Regions from separate parts of the Homo sapiens genome. Here region 2 is linked to region 1. A link is an interaction called in ENCODE POLR2A ChIA-PET data of the cell type or tissue named here. Cell type or tissue: Panc1. All regions are shown on one strand. Each heading gives the region's core, and the rest is flanking DNA. Links, peaks and the distances in the headings are about the cores only. Region 1 has its middle 11 kb from the start of TRS-GCT4-2. Region 2 holds the start of CHST14 (carbohydrate sulfotransferase 14).

What was found. Peaks named below come from ENCODE experiments on the same cell type or tissue, not always from the same donor. Only the 100,000 strongest peaks of a DNase experiment are listed, where the experiment ranks them.
Region 2: POLR2A ChIA-PET joins it to region 1 with 7 read pairs; 5 of 35 experiments call an interaction of 5 or more read pairs at or near these places.

Annotation. Positions count from the first base shown.
Region 1 is chr15:40,577,918-40,587,514 of GRCh38, forward strand. No RefSeq gene overlaps it. Among named protein-coding and RNA genes, the nearest start is that of TRS-GCT4-2, 11 kb to the right of the region's middle. In Panc1, for the core only: no CTCF peak of the experiment used is centred there; a DNase peak (open chromatin) is centred at 5,051; H3K4me3 peaks cover 1,975 bases; H3K27ac peaks cover 1,156 bases.
Region 2 is chr15:40,466,202-40,475,397 of GRCh38, forward strand. BAHD1 (bromo adjacent homology domain containing 1) reads left to right here. Exons shown (of 7, transcript NM_014952.5): 7 at 1-2,035. CHST14 (carbohydrate sulfotransferase 14) reads left to right here and starts at 4,783. Exons shown (of 1, transcript NM_130468.4): 1 at 4,783-6,957. The coding sequence starts at 5,013. The coding sequence ends at 6,143. RefSeq lists enhancers at 4,255-4,364, 5,647-6,550 and silencers at 4,655-4,894, 4,945-5,194. In Panc1, for the core only: no CTCF peak of the experiment used is centred there; no DNase peak of the experiment used is centred there; H3K4me3 peaks cover 1,996 bases; H3K27ac peaks cover 1,837 bases.

The sequences.
Region 1 (9,597 bases), core at 607-8,606:
ATATATATATATAATCCATGTCATCTGCAAATAGAGATAATGTTACTTCTTCCTTCCCCATTTGGATACCTTTTGTTTCTTTTTCTTGTCTAATTGCTATGGATAGAACTTCCAGTACAATGTTGAATAGAAATAGCATAGGGAAAGTGGGTCTCCTTGTCTTGCTCCTTATCTTAGGCGGATAGTTTTCAGTCTTTCACCATTGTGTGTGATGTTACCTCTGGGCTTTTCATAAATGCCCTTTACCATACTGAGGATGTTCTTGCCCTGCATTTTTTTTTCTTTTTCTTTTCTTTTTTTTTTTTTTTTTTGAGGTGGAGTCTCGCTCTTTCACCCAGGCCAGAGTGCAGTGGCGTGATCTTGGCTCACTGCAAGCTCTGCCTCCTGGGTTCATGCCATTCTCCTGCCTCAGCCTCCCGAGTAGCTGGGACTACAGGTGCCTGCTACTGCGCCCAGCTAATTTTTTGTATTTTTAGTAGAGACAGGGTTTCACCGTGTTAGCCAGGATGGTCTCGATCTCCTGACCTCGTGATCTGCCTGCCTTGGCCTCCCAAAGTGCTGGGATTACAGGCGTGAGCCACTGCGCCCGGCCTTTTTTCTCTTTTTGAGACAGAGTCTCGCTCTGTCGCAAAGCCTGGAGTGCAGTGGCACTGTGTCGGCTCACTACAACCTCCGTCTCCTGGATTCAAGCAATTCTTCTGCCTCAGCCTCCTGAGTAGCTGGGATTACAGGCGCCCACCACCACATCCAGCTAATTTTTGTGTTTTTTAGTAGAGACTGGGTTTCCCAATGTTGGCCAGGCTGGTCTTGAACTCCTGACCTCAGCTGATCCACCCACCTTGGCCTCCCAAATTGCTGGGATTACAGGCCTGAGCCACCGCGCCTGGCCCTTGCCCTGCATTTCTGCTTGTTTCTTGCCCTGCATTTCTGCCTGGACAGCCCTTTGACTTCTGCTCAGGCAGAAACCTTTTCTTTCCTGTTCCTTCTGTTGTACACCTGTCATGTATTTCCTATTTCGTTGGAGTACTCATAAAGAGAACCATGGATTTTTGTTTTCAGGTAACTTCATGGTGAATAACAAAGGCTTATTCATACCGAATCCATTGCCTTTGACCAGAACATATGGAGCAGAAGTAGTGTAGGCGGGGAAAGCAATTGTGTTTATATTCTTTTAGTGGTTCATATTGGTCGTTAACCACCTACTATATGCCAAACATTATTTATTGCTGGGATACAGAGATGAATGGCTGGCCCCTGCCCTGTTAGAACACACATGATGAAATGTGCAAGTACAAAGGGAACCAGTGGAAATATGATATAATTCTGTCTGGAAGTACTAGCATAGATTTCCCAGAGAAAGAGGCATTTAACAGTGAGTTAGAATTTGCCTACTAGAGATATAAGAGGATTCCAGATAGAGGGACAATTTGAGAGAAGGTGGTCATATTCTAGAACTCGAAAAGACAGAGGAGGAGACACCCAAGGAGAGCGTTTAACCCTGGGGCTCTAGTATATGTCTCCCTATCACTTACTATTGAAGCCTTTTTTTTTTTAAATTTGAGACGGAGTCTTGCTCTGTTACCAGGCTGGAGTGCAGTGGCGCAATCTCAGCTCACCGCAACCTCCGCCTCCCGAGTTCAAGCAATTCTCCTGCCTCAGTCTCCCGAGTAGCTGGGACTACAGGTGCACACCACGCCCAGCTAATTTTTGTATTTTTAGTAGAGACAGGGTTTCACCATGTTGGTCAGGCTGGTCTCAAACTCCCGACCTCAGGTGATCCGCCCACCTCGGCCTCCCAAAGTGTTGGGATTACAGGCGCCGGCCACCGCACCTGGCCTATTGAAGCCTTTCAGTGGCTTGTATATCACACCAGTGATAGGGGATTCTCATGAATCTGAGTATTTGCTCAGCTTCAAGAAAACCCTATCTCCATTCCATGAGCCAGCCAACTCTCCTTATCACTGAGACCCTCCATAACTCAGGAGCTGTGGGGTCCTAGGACTGGGAAGAATGAGATATCCAATAAAATGAATTCATATGGCAGATATTTGAGAGCCAACTATGTGCTGGATTCACACTAGGCTCTGGGTATATAATGGTGAGTAAGACAGATAAGGTCTCCACTCTTATGAAGTATACAGTCCGAATGTCCAGCACAATGTGGGAAAGTAAACAGTAAACAATGTGGTAAATGTTCTGTGTGACAGGAGAAGGAGGGAGGCACACCTAGTGTGATTCCTTCCAGGATCCCAGGGTTCTGAATGGGAGCATTAGCATTTGCCCATTTTCCATCTCACCTCTTAAGTTCTGAATTTTACCCTCTCTAGTGCTGTTTATCCTATTCTCATTATTTCAGAGGTTCTTGAGCTAGAGACACATGGATGGGCTTGAGAGGATCCCTGGATCTCTTGAAATTTTATGTAAAATTTGGTATATGTGTATACTTTTCTGAGGAGAGTCTATATATTAATTTCTCAACAGATCTTTTAAAGCTGCGTTGTCCAATGCTAGCAACATATGGCTATTTAATTAAAATTAAATAAAATTTAAAATGCATGGGAAGCCGAGGCGGGTGGATCACTTGAGTCTTGGAGTTCGAGACCAGCCTGGCCAATATGGTAAAACCCTGTCTCTATGAAAAATACAAAAATTAGCCAGCCATGGTTGCATGTGCCTGTAATCCCAGCTACTCAGGAGGCTGAGGCAGGAGAATCACTTGAAGCCAGGAGGTGGAGGTTGCAGTGAGCTGAGATCGTGCCACTGCACTCCAGTCTGGGCAACTGAGTGAGACTCTGTCTCATAAAATAAAATGCAGGCCGGGCATGGTGACACATGCCTGTAATCGCAGCACTTTAGGAGACTGAGGCAGGTGGAATGCCTCAGCTCAGGAGTTCGAAACCAGCATAGGCAACATGGTGAAACCCTGTCTCTACTAAAAATACAAAAAATTCACTGGGCATGGTGGCGGGTGCCTGTAATCCCAGCTACTTGGGAGGCTGAGGCAGGCAAATCTCTGGAACCCAGGAGGCAGAGGTTGCCGTAAGCTGAGATCGTGCCACTGCACTCCAGCCTGGGCTACAGAGCAAGACTCTGTCTCAAAAAAAATAAAAATAAAAATAAGCCAGGTGCGGAGCCTCACGCCTGTAATCCCAGCACTTTGGGAGGCCGAGGCGGGTGGATCACAAGGTCAGGAGTTCAAGACCAGCCTGGCCAAGAGGATGAAATCTGGTCTCTACTAAAAATACAAAAATTAGCTGGGCGTGGTGGCAGGTGCCTGTAATCCCAGCTACTCGGGAGGTTGTGGCAGAGAATTGCTTGAACCCGGGAGACAGAGGTTGCAGTGAGCTGAGATCGTGCCACTGCACTCCAGCCTGGGGACAGAGTGAGACTCCGTCTCAAAATAAATAAAAATAAAAATGAAACAAAATGCAGTTTTTCTGCTGTATTTGCCCCATTCCCAGTGTTCAAAGCCACTTGGTCTAGTGACCACCATATTGGACAGCACAGACATAGAATAGTTCCATCACCTAGCAAAGTTCTATTGGGTGCCATTGCTTCAAAGGATCTCTACACAAAACAAGAGTTCCTAACTACAATTACTCCACTAGTCTGCAGATGCCTAAAAAGCAGGGTGTGTGTGTGTGTGTGTGTGCATGTGTGTTCTTCTATCTTGCACATACTAATCAAGCAATTGGTCTCTCTGTGTTAATTAAATGCTGTGCTAGGTGCTAGTGTGTCCGTTCCTTCGGGTGGGTTCTTGGTCTCCCTAACTTCAAGAATGAAGCCACAGACCTTCGGGTGAGTGTTACAGCTCTCAAAGGTGGCACGGACCCAAAGAGTGAGCAGCAGCAAGACTTATTGTGAAGAGCGAAAGAATACAGCTTCCACAGCATGGAAGGGGACCCCAGTGGATTGCTGCTGCTGGCTTTTGGAGGGGGTGGGGGTGGCCAGCTTTTATTCCCTTATTTGTCCCTGCCCATGTCTTGCCGATTGGTCCATTTTACAGAGTGCTGATTGGTCCATTTTACAGAGTGCTGATTGGTGCATTTACAATACTTTAGCTAGACACAGAGGGCTGATTGGTGCATTTTTACAGAGTGCTGATTGGTGCATTCACAATCCTTTAGCTAGACACAGAGCGCTGATTGGTGCATTTTTACAGAGGGCTGATAGGTGTGTTTACAATCTTCTAGCTAGACAGAAAAGTTCTCCAAGTCCCCACTGACCCAGGAAGTCCTGCTGACTTCACCTCTCACTGGAATGTTAATACAAAACCTGTGACAAAAGTACTACCTATAAGGAGCCCAGGTTGAATCTAGTTGTCCTTTGCTATGCTGAACAGTTGGCTGTTCTTGAATGTGTTTTTTATCCTTATAAAATGGTATCCTTTTGGCTGGGTGCAGTGGCTCATGCCTATAATCCTAGCACTTTGGGAGGCCAAGGCGGGCAGATCGCCTGAGCTCAGGAGTTCCAGACTAGCTTGGGCAACACGGTGAAACCCTGTATCTACTAAAATACAAAATAAATTAGCTGGGCGTGGCAGCGTGCGCCTGTTGTCCCAGCTACTCAGGAGGCTGAGGCAGGAGAATTGCTTGAATCCGGGAGGCAGAGGTTGCAGTGAGCCGAGATCGCGCCACTGCACTCCAGCCTGGGCGAGAGAGCAAGACTCTGGCTCTACAGAAAAAAAAAAAAAGTATCCTTTTAAAACTTTTATTATAGCCCCCTTCCCTCACCCCTGCTCTGGAGGTAACCACTATTAATAACTAAGGGGTCCCAAAGGGGTGGGGGTGAGGCAGAACAAGGTCTGGAGGCAGGGAACCTAAGGCCATTTCACACTGACTTCCTAGAACTAAATTGATAGGAAAGCCCTAACTGTCCACTCCTAATAACAAAAGGACCAGAGGTTACTCCCTTTGCAAACCCCCAACTTTTCTGCCCCGCAGATGGGAAATTGAAAGTACCTCTGATTGGTTGCTTTTTGCAATCGATCAGATGTTTCCATGGGACTGTGACCTTTGTAACATCACTTCAGCCTCCGATTGGTTGTTGTCTGCAACCAATCAAACTGATTGCTGGCCAAGTCTTCCTTTGCATAGAAGTGCAACTTTGTAACTTCAGTTTAGCCTCTGATTGGTTGCCTTTGCAACCATGAGGTGAACACCAAGTGGCCAACGGGAAACCTCTAGGGGCTATTTGGACCCGAGAAGATTCTGTATTGGGGGCCCTTGAGCCACTGCTTGGCCCACTGCCACACTGTGGAGTGTACTTTCATTTTCAATAAATCCCTGCCTTCATTTCGTTCCTTTCGTTGCTTCATTCTTTCCTTGCGTTGCTGTGCATTTTGTCCTATTCTTTGTTCAAAATGCCAAGAACCTGGACAACTTGCAGTCAAGACCCTCTAGCGGTAATGGGGAGGGGGGAAAATAATGATAAAAATAAAGGGTTCTCCTGCCTGTTTTCTATTCATAGATACAAAAATCTATATGTATTTCCTTTAATAAAAATAAAAATGAGATCATGCCATGCAAATTGTTCTGTAACTTGATTTTTTGGATTTTTTTTTTTTTTTTTTTTGCGACGGAGTCTCTGCCACCCAGGCTGGAGTGCAGTGGCGCAATCTTGGCTCACTGCAACTTCCGCCTCCTGGGTTCAAGCAATTCTCCTGCCTCAGCCTCCGGAGTAGCTGGGACTACAGGCACACGCCGCCACGCCCGGCTAATTTTTTTTTTGTATTTTTAGTACAGACGGGGTTTCACCATATTGGCCAGGCTGGTCTCCAACTCCTGACCTCGTGATCTGCCCGCCTCAGTCTCCCAAAGTGCTGGGATTACAGGCGTGAGCCACGGTGCCCAGCCTTGATTTTTTTTTTTTTTTTTTTTTTGAGACGGAGTCTCGCTCTGTCGCCCCAGTCTGGAGTGCAGTGGCGCGATCTCAGCTCACGGCAAGCTCCGCCTCCCGGGTTCACGCCATTCTCCTGCCTCAGCCTCTCGGAGTAGGTGGGACTACAGGCGCCCGCCACCACCCCCGGCTAATTTTTTTTTTTTTTTTTTTTTAGTAGAGACGGGGTTTCACCGTGGTCTCGATCTCCTGACCTCGTGATCCGCCCGCCTCGGCCTCCCAAAGTGCTGGGATTACAAGCGTGAGCCACCGCGCCCAGCCGATTTTTTTTTTTATAGCTGCATTGTGTTCCATTGTACTACAATCTATCTTCTGTTGCTGGAATTTTAGGTGTTTGCAGTTTTTCACTATTCTCAGGCCATAGTAAACATCCTTATATACCCTTCCACACTTGTAGCATAGTTTCTACAGGACAGTTTTTTAGTGTAATTATGGGGTCAATGGCTTTAAATATAAATAGGTAATAGGAAACTGCCCTCCAAAAAGATTATACCAATTTTCATTCTGTCCAGTCATGTGAGAGGCTGAGGCAGCTGAATGCAGCAACTGAAAATGCAGCTGGTCCAGCAGCTGCATTTTTCAAAGTTGGCATTGTTTCCAGTCAGGGTTGGAACCATGGGTTTCCCTGAATGTCTGTATCTTTTCACGGATGACCTAGACTTGCTTGAGTCAATCTTGCTTCCAAAGACTTTAGAGAAAATGGACTGATTTCAAAGCCTTTTCGAGGTTTGGATGATTGATCCTCAAGACTCACATATTCTAGAACATAGGATTATTGAAAACCAAAGACAGAAGCAGAACAGCCATGGAATGTGACCAGTTTTTAGTTGGGTAAGTTTACTGTGGTCCTGACGAGGTATCATCACCAAAGGCACTCATTCTGCTTAGAACACTGTCTTGTACATGGTGAACAATATTGTCTATGATTATGATTTTTGTTTTCTTCCCCTCCAAGTCCTCTGTCATCCTCTTCTTTTCATTTGAAGCTTGTCCACGTTTTCAAAACTGCAACATTTTTGTCAACCATTAACTAGGTGAAAACAGTTAAGAATTGCCTACTAAAGTTGAACACACACATAACCAATGACTCTACTTCTAGCTATCTACCTACAGAAACACTTGTACATGTGCCCCAAGAGACATATAAAAACAGTCACAGCAGTGTTCTTGCAGCAAAAGACTGGAGATAACAAAAATATCCATCAATAAGAGAATGGATACCTAATTGTATGTTCAGATAATTGCAAACTAATCAGCAGTGAAAATGAACGAATTATACGGATAAAACAGTGTCCAGTGACAGAAGTTACAGATGAATACGTTATATAAAATGAATACATTATATAAAATTAAAAAACAGACAAAACATATTTAAGACTACAAATATGTATAAATATGTATATTTGGTAAGAAAAACAAGAGAATGATTAACATGAAATTCAGAAAAGTTGTTATCTTTGCCAGACACGGTGGCTCACGCCTGTAATCCCAGCACTTTGGGAGGCCAAGGCAGGTGGATCACGAGGTCAGGAGATCGAGACCATCTTGGCTAACACGGTGAAACCCCGTCTCTACTACAAATACAAAAAATTAGCCAGGCGTGGTGACATGCACCGCAATCCCAGCTTCTCGGGAGGCTGAGGCAGGAGAATCGCATGAACCCGGGAGGCGGAGTTTGCAGTGAGCCGAGATCGCGCCACTGCACTCCAGCCGGGGGCGACAGAGTGTGACTCCGTCTCAAACAAACAAACAAACAAACAAACAAAAAGTAGTTACCTTTTTTTTTTTTGGAAATGGAGTCTCACTCTGTCTCCCTGGCTGGAGTGCAGTGGCGGGATCTTGGCTCACTGCAACCTCCGCCTCCCAGGTTCAAGCGATTCTCCTGCCTCAGCCTCCCGAGTAGCTGGGATTATAGGCGCCCGCCACCACGCCTGGCTAATTTTTTGTATTTTTTTTTTTTTTAGTAGAGACAGGGTTTCACCATATTGGTGAGGCTGGTCTCAAACTCCTGACCTCGTGGTCTGCCTGCCTCATCCTCACAAAGTGCTGAGATTACAGGCGTGAGCCACTGTGCCCGGCCAAAGTAGTTATCTTTTTGGTGGGAGGATGCCTCCAGGAAGGGACACACAGGAAGCATCAAAGGTGCTAGTAATCTGCCACCTGCCAAGAGGGTAGGAAAAAAAAATTAAAATAATTAAAAATCATTTTTTAAAAAAGAAACAAAGGGGCTGGTAATGTTCTATTTCTCAAGCTGGGTGGTGTATATACAGCATTGCTGTTTTTTTCTTTCTTTCTTTCTTTCTTTTTTTTTTCGGAGACAAGGTCCTGCTCTGTTGCCCAGGCTGGATTGCAGTGGCACGATCATGGCTCACTGTACTCTCGACCTCCCAGGTTCAAGTGATCCTCCCACTTCAGCCTCCTGAGTAGCTGGGACCGCAGCACACACCAGCACACCCAGCTAATTTTTGCATTTTTGGTAGAGACAGGGTTTTGCCATGTTTCCCAGGCCTGTCTGGAACTCTTGGGCTCAAGTGATTCACCCATTTGAGCCTCTTGAGTAGCTGAGAATATGGGTGCATACCACCACACCTGGCTAATTTTTAATATTTTGTAGAGACAGAGTCTCACTGTGTTACCTAGGCTGGTCTCGAACTACTGGCCTCAAGCGATCGTCCCCAACCTTGGCCTCCCAAAGTGCTGGGATTACATGTGTGAGCCACTGCACCTGGCCTTATTATTGTTATTTTTAAACTGTACATGCATATTACATTACGTATGTATGTATTGTATAATTGTGTAATACTATCAAGATAAAACTTTTAAACAACAAATATTAAAATATCTCACCTCTTTTTTTTAACATTTGGTTATCTCTGAAATAGTGACTCTCCTCTTTCAGTCCCACTGCACAACTCTTTAAGATCCATTTGACCTTCACACAGCTGGTGGGTGCTACTCCAAAGTGCCTAGACCATGGGTTGTTTTCACCAGTGGTGGAAAGATAACACCATACACCTAGTATTTTGGAGACTATAATGGTAAGCAATAATTAATAATTTGCAAAAATGGGCCAGGCGCTTGGTGGCTCACACCTATAATCCCAGCACTTTGGGAGGCTGAGGTGGGCGGATCATGAGGTCAGGAGATCGAGACCATCCTGGCTAACACGGTAAAAGCCTGTCTCTACTAAAAATACAAAAAAAAAATTAGCCAGGCATGGTGGCGGGCGCCTGTAGTCCACCTACTAGGGAGGCTGAGGCAGGAGAATGGCATGAACCCAGGAGGTGGAGCTTGCAGTGAGCTGAGATAGCGCCAGTGCACTCCAGCCTGGGCGACAGAGCAAGACTCCGTTTCAAAAATAATAATAATAATAATTTGCAAAAATGACTAACTGCTTTAATTTGCCTTAGCAGATTCAAATACAACTTCTCCATCATAAAAGAACTGAGGGATCTAAAAGCAGTTCATGGCTTTGGAATTCTAGACCCCGCATGCTCTCCGACACAAAGAGCCCAAGAACTTGCATCTTCTATCTCTTCATTACCAAGACATCTAGACAAAAGGTTCTTGAAAATGTTTTAGTAATTCAAGTAAATAATAAGTGATGCAATTATTCTGGTTCTTTTTTCTTTCCAACATTCCAAATGTTGAAGTTAAAGTAGGTTAGGAATTTTAAAAGGAAAGCTTTATATCTGATCT
Region 2 (9,196 bases), core at 786-8,785, 110 kb before region 1:
AGCACTTGGTTAGGGGGCCACAGAGGCCTAAGTTTGCTGGCCTGTGGTTTTCTTGGGGGGGAGGGCAGGGGCCCCTGTGGGTTCTGGGCTCCAGGGGAGGGAGCTGGGGAGGCCAGGGTATAAGAAAAGCATCAGAACTCTCAGCTTGGCCCAAGGTACCTTCTGTGGTTCCCCTGGGTGGAGATTTCCGAAAAGTAGTCTTCTCTGAGGCTGGGCCAAGCCTGAGGGAAATGGGGCCCTAGGAGGGTGGGGGCGGGAAGGAGGGGCAAGGTCTTTCAGGAACCAGACCCAACAGGCCCTTCTGTAGCCTCCCCCTTGCCCTCAAAGGGGGAGTGGGGGCCAGCTTTACCTCACCCACTGTGACCCGCCGCTTCCCCTTCAGCCTGGGACCAGGCTTTCCTAGATCCCAGCACAGCTCTGAGCTTGTTCCTTTGAGGCATAGAGAGCCAGAGTCTGGCTTCCAGAGCATTGACTTCCTCTTCCTAGACTTGAGGCCTTTTCTCTGGCTTTCCTCCTTTGCCCTGCAGTAGCAACTGGTGCTGGGACAAGTTGACCCACCTCTCACAGTCATGGGTGTGGCCCACTTGTGGGAGTCTCCTGTCCACCTCCCAGAGACGGCCACCCAGCGGGTCTGGCTTCCCAGAAAGTTAACTGATGATTGTGGGGTTTGTCATATCTGGGAGGGAAGATGGGTGCTGGGAGAGGGTTGGGGGCAGGGGGCAAGGAAAATTGCTACCTGATTTGTTGAAGATTTTTCCTCTTGCCTTACACATGGAGGTTCCAGGAAACCTCTTGCAGAACTTCACACGTGATTCTTCAAGCCACACCCACCTGAAATCAAACCAAAGGAGTGCTGTGGCTCCCCTTGCCCTGCCACCCTTTCCCTAGTCTTTTGTAGATTGCACTAATTTACATCCTAGCAAGAATCAACACTGTATCAGTCCACGGACCTGCTGAGCTGCAGCCACTTGCTCTAGGAGCTAAGGACTTGCATTTTCAGTTTGTTCCTGTTGCCCAGAGGCCCTGTTCTCACCTCATGCTGCTCCCCAGAGTAGACTAACAGGCTCAGTCCCCTGTTGTCCTTGTGGAGACTAGGCCTTGGCCCTGGCCCTGAGACTCTGTGAGGGGGCTGGAGCAGCCTGGTTATTTCCTATCTGTACCAAAGAGGAGTATGGTGGGAGAGGGAGTGGAGTGCAGTGTGGCTTGGGCCTGGTGCTGGGAACCTGCTAGCTGAGCACTTCCACAAGGGCATACCCCTGGGGGCAGGGGCTGGGGCTGAGAACTGCAGCCCTGGGTCTTCCCTTAGGGAGGAAGGGCAGATGAACCCAGCAGGCTTAGGAGGTGGCACTGGGTGAGGACAGCTGGGCAGGGGCTGCAGAGGGAGGTGGAAATGAACCCTGAGGGCTCCCCCAACTTGCCATGCCCTGTCCCTTAGTAGATGAGTTGCTCCTGATTGGTCATTGGGTTTGGGTGAGGCCTGGAGGCTTCAGAGGTGAATTTATGCTTGGGAAGCCTGATCCCAAACCTGAAGGGAAGGGACTTGGATCTCCTTATATTGAATAAGCTGTTTGGAGGAAGGTGTCTGTCTGGGAGGATGGGGCAGTAAATGAGGTTGGCAGAGTGGCAGTGGGGGCTCTGCAGAGCCAGCCTTGGAGCCTGCTCATTCTGGGCCCTTGCTGCCAAGGAGCCCAGCCTCACCTAGCAGGAAAGGAGATGAAGGCCCTCCTCCCAGGAGGTAGGGTCTTGGCTGCCCCGAACTTAAATGCTTTTGAAATCTCTTAGATGTGGAAATATTTTTTCGAACCTGAAAATGCAGCTGGTAGAATTTCAATGGAAGCATAATCCATGTAAAATATATTTTAGTTGATATTTTGTAAAATGCACTTTTTGTGTGTGTTGATCCTGGTTTCCCAGATCTGTATTTCAGTGTTTACAAGGGAGGAAGGACCTTTCCTCACCTCCCTTTTGACAGAGATTAGAAGTACTTCTTTAAGAAAAAAATAAATTTGAGAAATTGTATTGATTTAGAAAAGGATCGTTTCCTGTGTGTCCTGTCATCTTTTGGTGTGTGGGTGTGGAGAGACCCACTATTCTTATTTCAGAGGTCCCTCTTAACCCCTGTGGCATGGATGCTCACCAAGGCCAATGAGCAAAGAGGGCAGGGAAGCAGAGGGAAAAGAGAGTGAGGGAAGGAGACAGAGGGACTGGGAACTTGGAGTTGACTTCTTGATTTCATGGTGGCCACAGCTGCCTGCTTAGGTCTGTGTGAAATACTTCAGTTGCCAGCCCTCACCTGACCAGTGACCTGGAAATTGGTCCCCAAGTAGGTACATGGCAAAGATACCTTCTTATCACTGGCCTCATGCAGTGGCTCCTGCCTGTAATCCCAGTGCTTTGGGAGGCAGAGGCAGGAGGGTTACTTGAGCCTAGGAGTTTAAGACCAGCCTAGGCAACATAGACCATGTCTCTCGAAAAATTTAAAAATTAGCCCGGCATGTCAGTGCATGCCTATAGTCTCAGTCAGGAGGCTAAGGTAGGAGGATTGCTTGATCCCAAGAGCACGAGGCTGCAGTGAGCCGTGATCATACCACTGCAGCCTGGGTGACAGAGTGAGATCCTGTCTCAGAAAAGAAAAAAAAAGCATCCCTCCTCATCACCTTGGGTAACTGGCCAGCACTGTCCTAGGGCCTCAGTGTCTTGCAGCTGGTGCTTCTTGCTTGCTGAGGAAGGCCACATCATGGGGCCAAGGGTCTGCGGCCAGCTGACCCCTGCTTCAGCCCAGCCCTGGTCCCAGCCTGGAAGCCTCAGTGTTGACCATGTTCCAGGTGGGGCAGCTCTAAGGCCATAGAGGTTCCTGGGAGCCACAGCACCCCCCCGCCCCGCCTCCACTTCTGCATTTTGCTAAGGCATGGTGCATGTGGGCAGGAACATTTTTTCAGAATTTATTGGTGGCACAGACACCACCATGGATTTTTCTAGCTCTGCCTTCAGTGTGGTGTCCACAAGACTCCCTTGAGGCGAGTGGTAGCTTGTCCTTATCTTACAGACAAGAAATTGGTATGGAGATAAGTACCAGGCCCAAGGACTCCCCCTGCCTCACCCTGACTGCTAACACAGAAAACTACCCTGTAACACAGAAGGGAGCACATGTGGCCACATTATCAAAAGATTTTTAAAGGTCTAAGGCCTTTTTTTCCTCTCCTGGTTTAAAGGACATACTTACTGGAAAATATGATTTTAATAGAAAATCCTATCACCAGAAATGTATACCTTTAGGATTATTGGAAGCAAGGAGCAGTGTAGACAAGGCAGAACCTTCACGCAAACTTCTGGTGCAGCAAATGGACAGGTGGTAGCCTGCAGATGCACTGGGGCAATCAGATGTGGAGAGCCTGCCCTGGAGAGCTGGAAGGCTGCAAGGCTTTACCGTTCCTTCCCCTGGCTCATCTGTGTGCTTTTCCTGTTGCTGGGATTGTGGGGTCATCAGTGAGCCCTCTAGTATCACCTCATCCCTCAAGTCCCCTCACCCTTCTGAATTCATCTGATCACTGGTAGCTCCATTCTCCCACTGGTATCTTCTATTTTCCATCACCTGCTCTGTACAGTCCGCCCTCGAGTCAGCTGCTTCCTCCCTTCTAGCCATTCCATGATATGCTCCTTTAATCTCTGAAGGGCCGTGATTAGAAATTTAGGTTTTAGACTCAGAACCACCCATACTGAGTCACATCTTCCCTGAGCCTCTGTTACTTCAGCTGTACAAAGGGAATGTCCACACTAGCTCCCTGCCAGGGTGGCTGTAACAACTAAAGGAGATAATGAATATAAAACACTTAGTGGGCGCTGTCCTCAGTACACTTGGGCTCTAATCATATTCCTCTGCTGCTTCAGAGGCTTGCTGGCTCTCTGCAGGCAGCAAGCACATAGCTGGACCAAGTCTGGCTACTGAGCCAGGTTCCCAGTGGGAAATGGTGGTTGCTGACATCCAAAGCACTTCGGGTCTGCTGTCCGCCCAAGTGACCAGCCTGGTGCCATGGAGCACACATCTAGCTCCAGGCAAGGAGACTACGTGCTGTTTCCCTGCTGTTTTGTGCCCCCAGCTCCTCACCCTTCCAAATGTGTGTTGGCCACACCAGCAGCTGATGGACCAATGTGTCAGACCCTCCCCAGAGTGCCCAGTTATCCCACTGCCTCATGAGGAGAAGGCAGAGGAGGGGAGACTCCATTTCCAGACATTTCAGCATTACCCAGTGGACAAGCACTGTAGTCAGTCCCCAGGTATTGCTAAACACAAGGGTCACCATGGAGACTGGTCAGTGTCTGACAGTTCTGCTTCTCCTTCCTGGAGTGGCCACGACCTGCAGGACGGAGGGAGTTAAGGGTGGCAAGGGGGAGCACACCGAGGGCTCCGCTTCCAGCTGGAAAGACCAGCCTCCGGCACGTCTGGACTCGGAGAGAGCGCTGCCCGCCTCCCTGCCTCCAGACCCGTTGCTGGAGGAAGGGCTAGGACAGGCCTGAGTTTGTGGCGAATCCCCCTTGTCCACTTCCCTGAGGACACACGCTGCAGGAGAGCAGCCTCGAGTCTTTTCTGCCTTCGAGGTCTCAGGAGCTTTTGTCCCCAAGCCCAGAGGACAGGGGTGGCCCTGACTCAGGCGCCCTCTTCCGGGTAGGGGTCCGCGTGCGCCCTCCCAAGCCCGCGCCCCGCAGGGGCGCCCGCCCCTCTCCCCGCCCCCGGCGTGGGCCCGCCCCCGCGCCTGTGTCACTGCGAGGCCGGGGGTGGAGAGCGGCCGGGCGGGACATCCGGCCCGGGTCCCTCGCCGCGCCCGCCGCCCGCCGCCCGCTTCGGCGCCGCAGCCCGGGAGCCGGCCACCCCTACACGCGCCAGGGCTGTCCCCTGCCCTCCCCTCCCCAACTACCCCCGGTCCCAGACCCTCCTCCCGCCCCCAGCCCGAGCCCGCCTTCCAGGCCGCCCTCGGATCGGCCGGGCCCGCGCAGGCCCCCACCCCTTGAGCACCATGTTCCCCCGCCCGCTGACCCCGCTGGCGGCCCCAAATGGCGCCGAGCCCCTGGGCCGGGCGCTGAGGCGGGCCCCTCTGGGCAGGGCCCGGGCGGGGCTGGGTGGGCCGCCCCTGCTGCTGCCGTCCATGCTGATGTTTGCGGTGATCGTGGCCTCCAGCGGGCTGCTGCTCATGATCGAGCGGGGCATCCTGGCCGAGATGAAGCCCCTGCCCCTGCACCCGCCCGGCCGCGAGGGCACAGCCTGGCGCGGGAAAGCCCCCAAGCCTGGGGGCCTGTCCCTCAGGGCTGGGGACGCGGACTTGCAAGTGCGGCAGGACGTCCGGAACAGGACCCTGCGGGCGGTGTGCGGACAGCCAGGCATGCCCCGGGACCCCTGGGACTTGCCGGTGGGGCAGCGGCGCACCCTGCTGCGCCACATCCTCGTAAGTGACCGTTACCGCTTCCTCTACTGCTACGTCCCCAAGGTGGCCTGCTCTAACTGGAAGCGGGTGATGAAGGTGCTGGCAGGCGTCCTGGACAGCGTGGACGTCCGCCTCAAGATGGACCACCGCAGTGACCTGGTGTTCCTGGCCGACCTGCGGCCTGAGGAGATTCGCTACCGCCTGCAGCACTACTTTAAGTTCCTGTTTGTGCGGGAGCCCTTGGAACGCCTCCTCTCTGCCTACCGCAACAAGTTTGGCGAGATCCGAGAGTACCAGCAACGCTATGGGGCTGAGATAGTGAGGCGGTACAGGGCTGGAGCGGGGCCCAGCCCTGCAGGCGACGATGTCACATTCCCCGAGTTCCTGAGATACCTGGTGGATGAGGACCCTGAGCGCATGAATGAGCATTGGATGCCCGTGTACCACCTGTGCCAGCCTTGTGCCGTGCACTATGACTTTGTGGGCTCCTATGAGAGGCTGGAGGCTGATGCAAATCAGGTGCTGGAGTGGGTACGGGCACCACCTCACGTCCGATTTCCAGCTCGCCAGGCCTGGTACCGGCCAGCCAGCCCCGAAAGCCTGCATTACCACTTGTGCAGTGCCCCCCGGGCCCTGCTGCAGGATGTGCTGCCTAAGTATATCCTGGACTTCTCCCTCTTTGCCTACCCACTGCCTAATGTCACCAAGGAGGCGTGTCAGCAGTGACCATGGGTGTGGGGCCAGCAGCTGGTGGGGACTGGTTTCAACGCCAGCTTTCTGTGCTTCTGCCTGTCATTCGGAGAAACTCTGGCTCTGGGGCTTGGGGCTTCTCAGGATCCTGGATGGCAGAGACTGCCCTCAGAAGTTCCTTGTCCAGGGTGGGCACCCACAGTGACTCAGAGGACAGGGCTAGGCAGGAGACCTGCTGCTCCTCATTGGGGGGATCTCTTGGGGGGCAGACACCAGTTTGCCAATGAAGCAACACATCTGATCTAAAGACTGGCTCCAGACCCCGGGCTGCCAGGATTATGCAGTCCACTTGGTCTACCTTAATTTAACCTGTGGCCAAACTCAGAGATGGTACCAGCCAGGGGCAAGCATGACCAGAGCCAGGGACCCTGTGGCTCTGATCCCCCATTTATCCACCCCATGTGCCTCAGGACTAGAGTGAGCAATCATACCTTATAAATGACTTTTGTGCCTTTCTGCTCCAGTCTCAAAATTTCCTACACCTGCCAGTTCTTTACATTTTTCCAAGGAAAGGAAAACGGAAGCAGGGTTCTTGCCTGGTAGCTCCAGGACCCAGCTCTGCAGGCACCCAAAGACCCTCTGTGCCCAGCCTCTTCCTTGAGTTCTCGGAACCTCCTCCCTAATTCTCCCTTCCTTCCCCACAAGGCCTTTGAGGTTGTGACTGTGGCTGGTATATCTGGCTGCCATTTTTCTGATGCATTTATTTAAAATTTGTACTTTTTGATAGAACCCTTGTAAGGGCTTTGTTTTCCTAATAGCTGACTTTTTAATAAAGCAGTTTTATATATAAGGCGAGCATTTCTGTGATTTCCCTTGGAGCTCCTGTGGGCCCAGCAGATCTCCTCGATGTCTGTCTTCCCATGTCAGGGGAGGCAGCCTGTAGATAGAGAAAGTAAGGTATAACTTGGTTGGGCTGGTCCAATGGGCCGTTGCCATTCCATGGAGACTTTGGGGGCTTTCTAATAGGCTATACCAGATCACAGACTCAGATCCTGGGATGTCACCAAAGGGCAAGCCCAGTTAGGAATGGCCTCACGTCCAGAGCATACCTACATGTATTATTCCCTAAAAAAGTAGGTGGGTAGGAGATACGGGATCCTCCTCTTATTCAATAAGAGTTGAATGAGAAGTTCCCCCAGAGCATTTTCTTTCTTTCTTTTTTTTTTTTTTTTTTTTGAGATGAAGTCTCGATCTGTCACCCAGGCTGCAGTGCAGTAGCACCATCTTGGCTCACTGCAACCTCTACCTCCTGGGTTCTAGCGATTGCCTCAGCCTCCCAAGTAGCTGGGATGATTACAGGCACGCACCACCACACCTGGCTAATTTTTGTATTTTTAGTAGAGATGGGGTTTCACCATGTTGGCCAGGCTGGTTTTGAACTCCTAACCTCAGGTGATCTGCCCACCTCGGCCCCTCCAAAGTGCTAGGATTACAGGCGTGAGCTACCACGCCTGGCCCCGGACCATTTTCAAATGAAAAAGAAAATTTTTGTGTGAGCAAGGAGATTTTTTTCTGGCACTACAAGGAAGGCAGGCAAGGAGGTTGAGTGAGGGTCAGGCTCTTGTTGACTTAGGTCCAGAGAAAGTTGTGGAAGGAATACAGTTGGAGCAGCAGAGGACAGACTTCAGTATGGCCCATTGCCCCCACTGCTCTCCAGGGATCCCAGGCCCATCAGGAGTTGCTGGGCCCAAGGGAGAGTTGCAAGGCCAGAGCTGGCCCTTCTCTGTTAGCCCTATTTCACACACCCCCAGTGGGAACTGCTGTACTTTATAGAGACCTGAGGCTATGGTAAGAGGGGGGCCCAAGGAAGGGAGGCAGGGAGGGCCCCCTTGCAGGTGCTACCTGTCGCTAGCTTTGCTATTGATTGGACTTTGTAGAGGAAAACTAACACTATTTCCCATATTTGGGATAGGGGGCTTCTATGGGCACTTATGGCTCTCCACTATGACTCATCAGGCCATGTTGCTTCCAGAAGGCCTTACCTGACCCCCTGTCTGGCTCAGATGTCCTTCTTCAGAGTCCCCTTGGCTCTGGGGACTTTACCTAGACCGATCAAGTCCCAGCCCTATTCCTCACCAGATGCCTATCTCTCAGAGCCTCTGTTTTCTCCAATGTGTCGTGGGAATAAAAACACCTATCTCATGTAGATTGCTAGGAGAGGGGAGGATTAATGAAGACAAAATGAATAAAAGGGCCCATCCCCACACCTGGCTCAGTGGATGTTCTTTTGGATGCTGGTTCAACACCTGACCCCTCAGAGGCCTGTGGGGACAAGGGAGAAGCCAGGACACTGTGTCTGGCCCAGCACTGGGTATCACTGCTACCTCTGGGCAGGGCCCCTTTGACCTCTGGGTTTACTTCCTCTACCAATGAGTCAGTCCTTCTCTGAGCTTCCGACCCCTCAGGACCCCCCTACTGCACCCTCTTTTTCCTCCTTGCCTGGGACTTTAAGCGGCTCCAGACCTACAGCAGCTAATCAGTCCCCCTAACTGGGGCCTGCAGCACGAACCGGAGAACCTGGAGAACACTGGGGCCGGCTGCTGTACTCACCCCATTTAATCCTCACAACAGCCGCGTGCCGGTGGGGTCATCCTGTTTTACAGACATGGAAACTGGCACAGAGAGGATAAATAACCTGCCCAAAGTGTCCAACCCAGGTCTGTCTGCCTCCCAAATGGGAGGGAGGAAAGGAGGAAGGCTTATGGAAGGTAGGGGTAGAGAGAAGAAGGAATAGGAAGGTGAAGTTAGAGGAAGGGTAGGTGGGGTTGTAGTCAGGGGTATTTGCAAACATTCTCCTTCCTCAGTTCTTTCGTTCATTTGCAAAGAACCCAGTTGAGCCCAGCTGACTTTTACCAGTTCCTGCCCTGGAGGACCGGGAGACAGATAGTGCTCTTGATGTGGTTAATTTATTGGCTACTCTCCTCCCAGGCAGAAAAGGGGTGCTGGGCCTTAGAGCATCCTGACAGCCACAAGTGGACACCTGTGGTGTGGGGAGGAGGGTGTGAGGAAGAGGAGAGGAGAGGGACAGG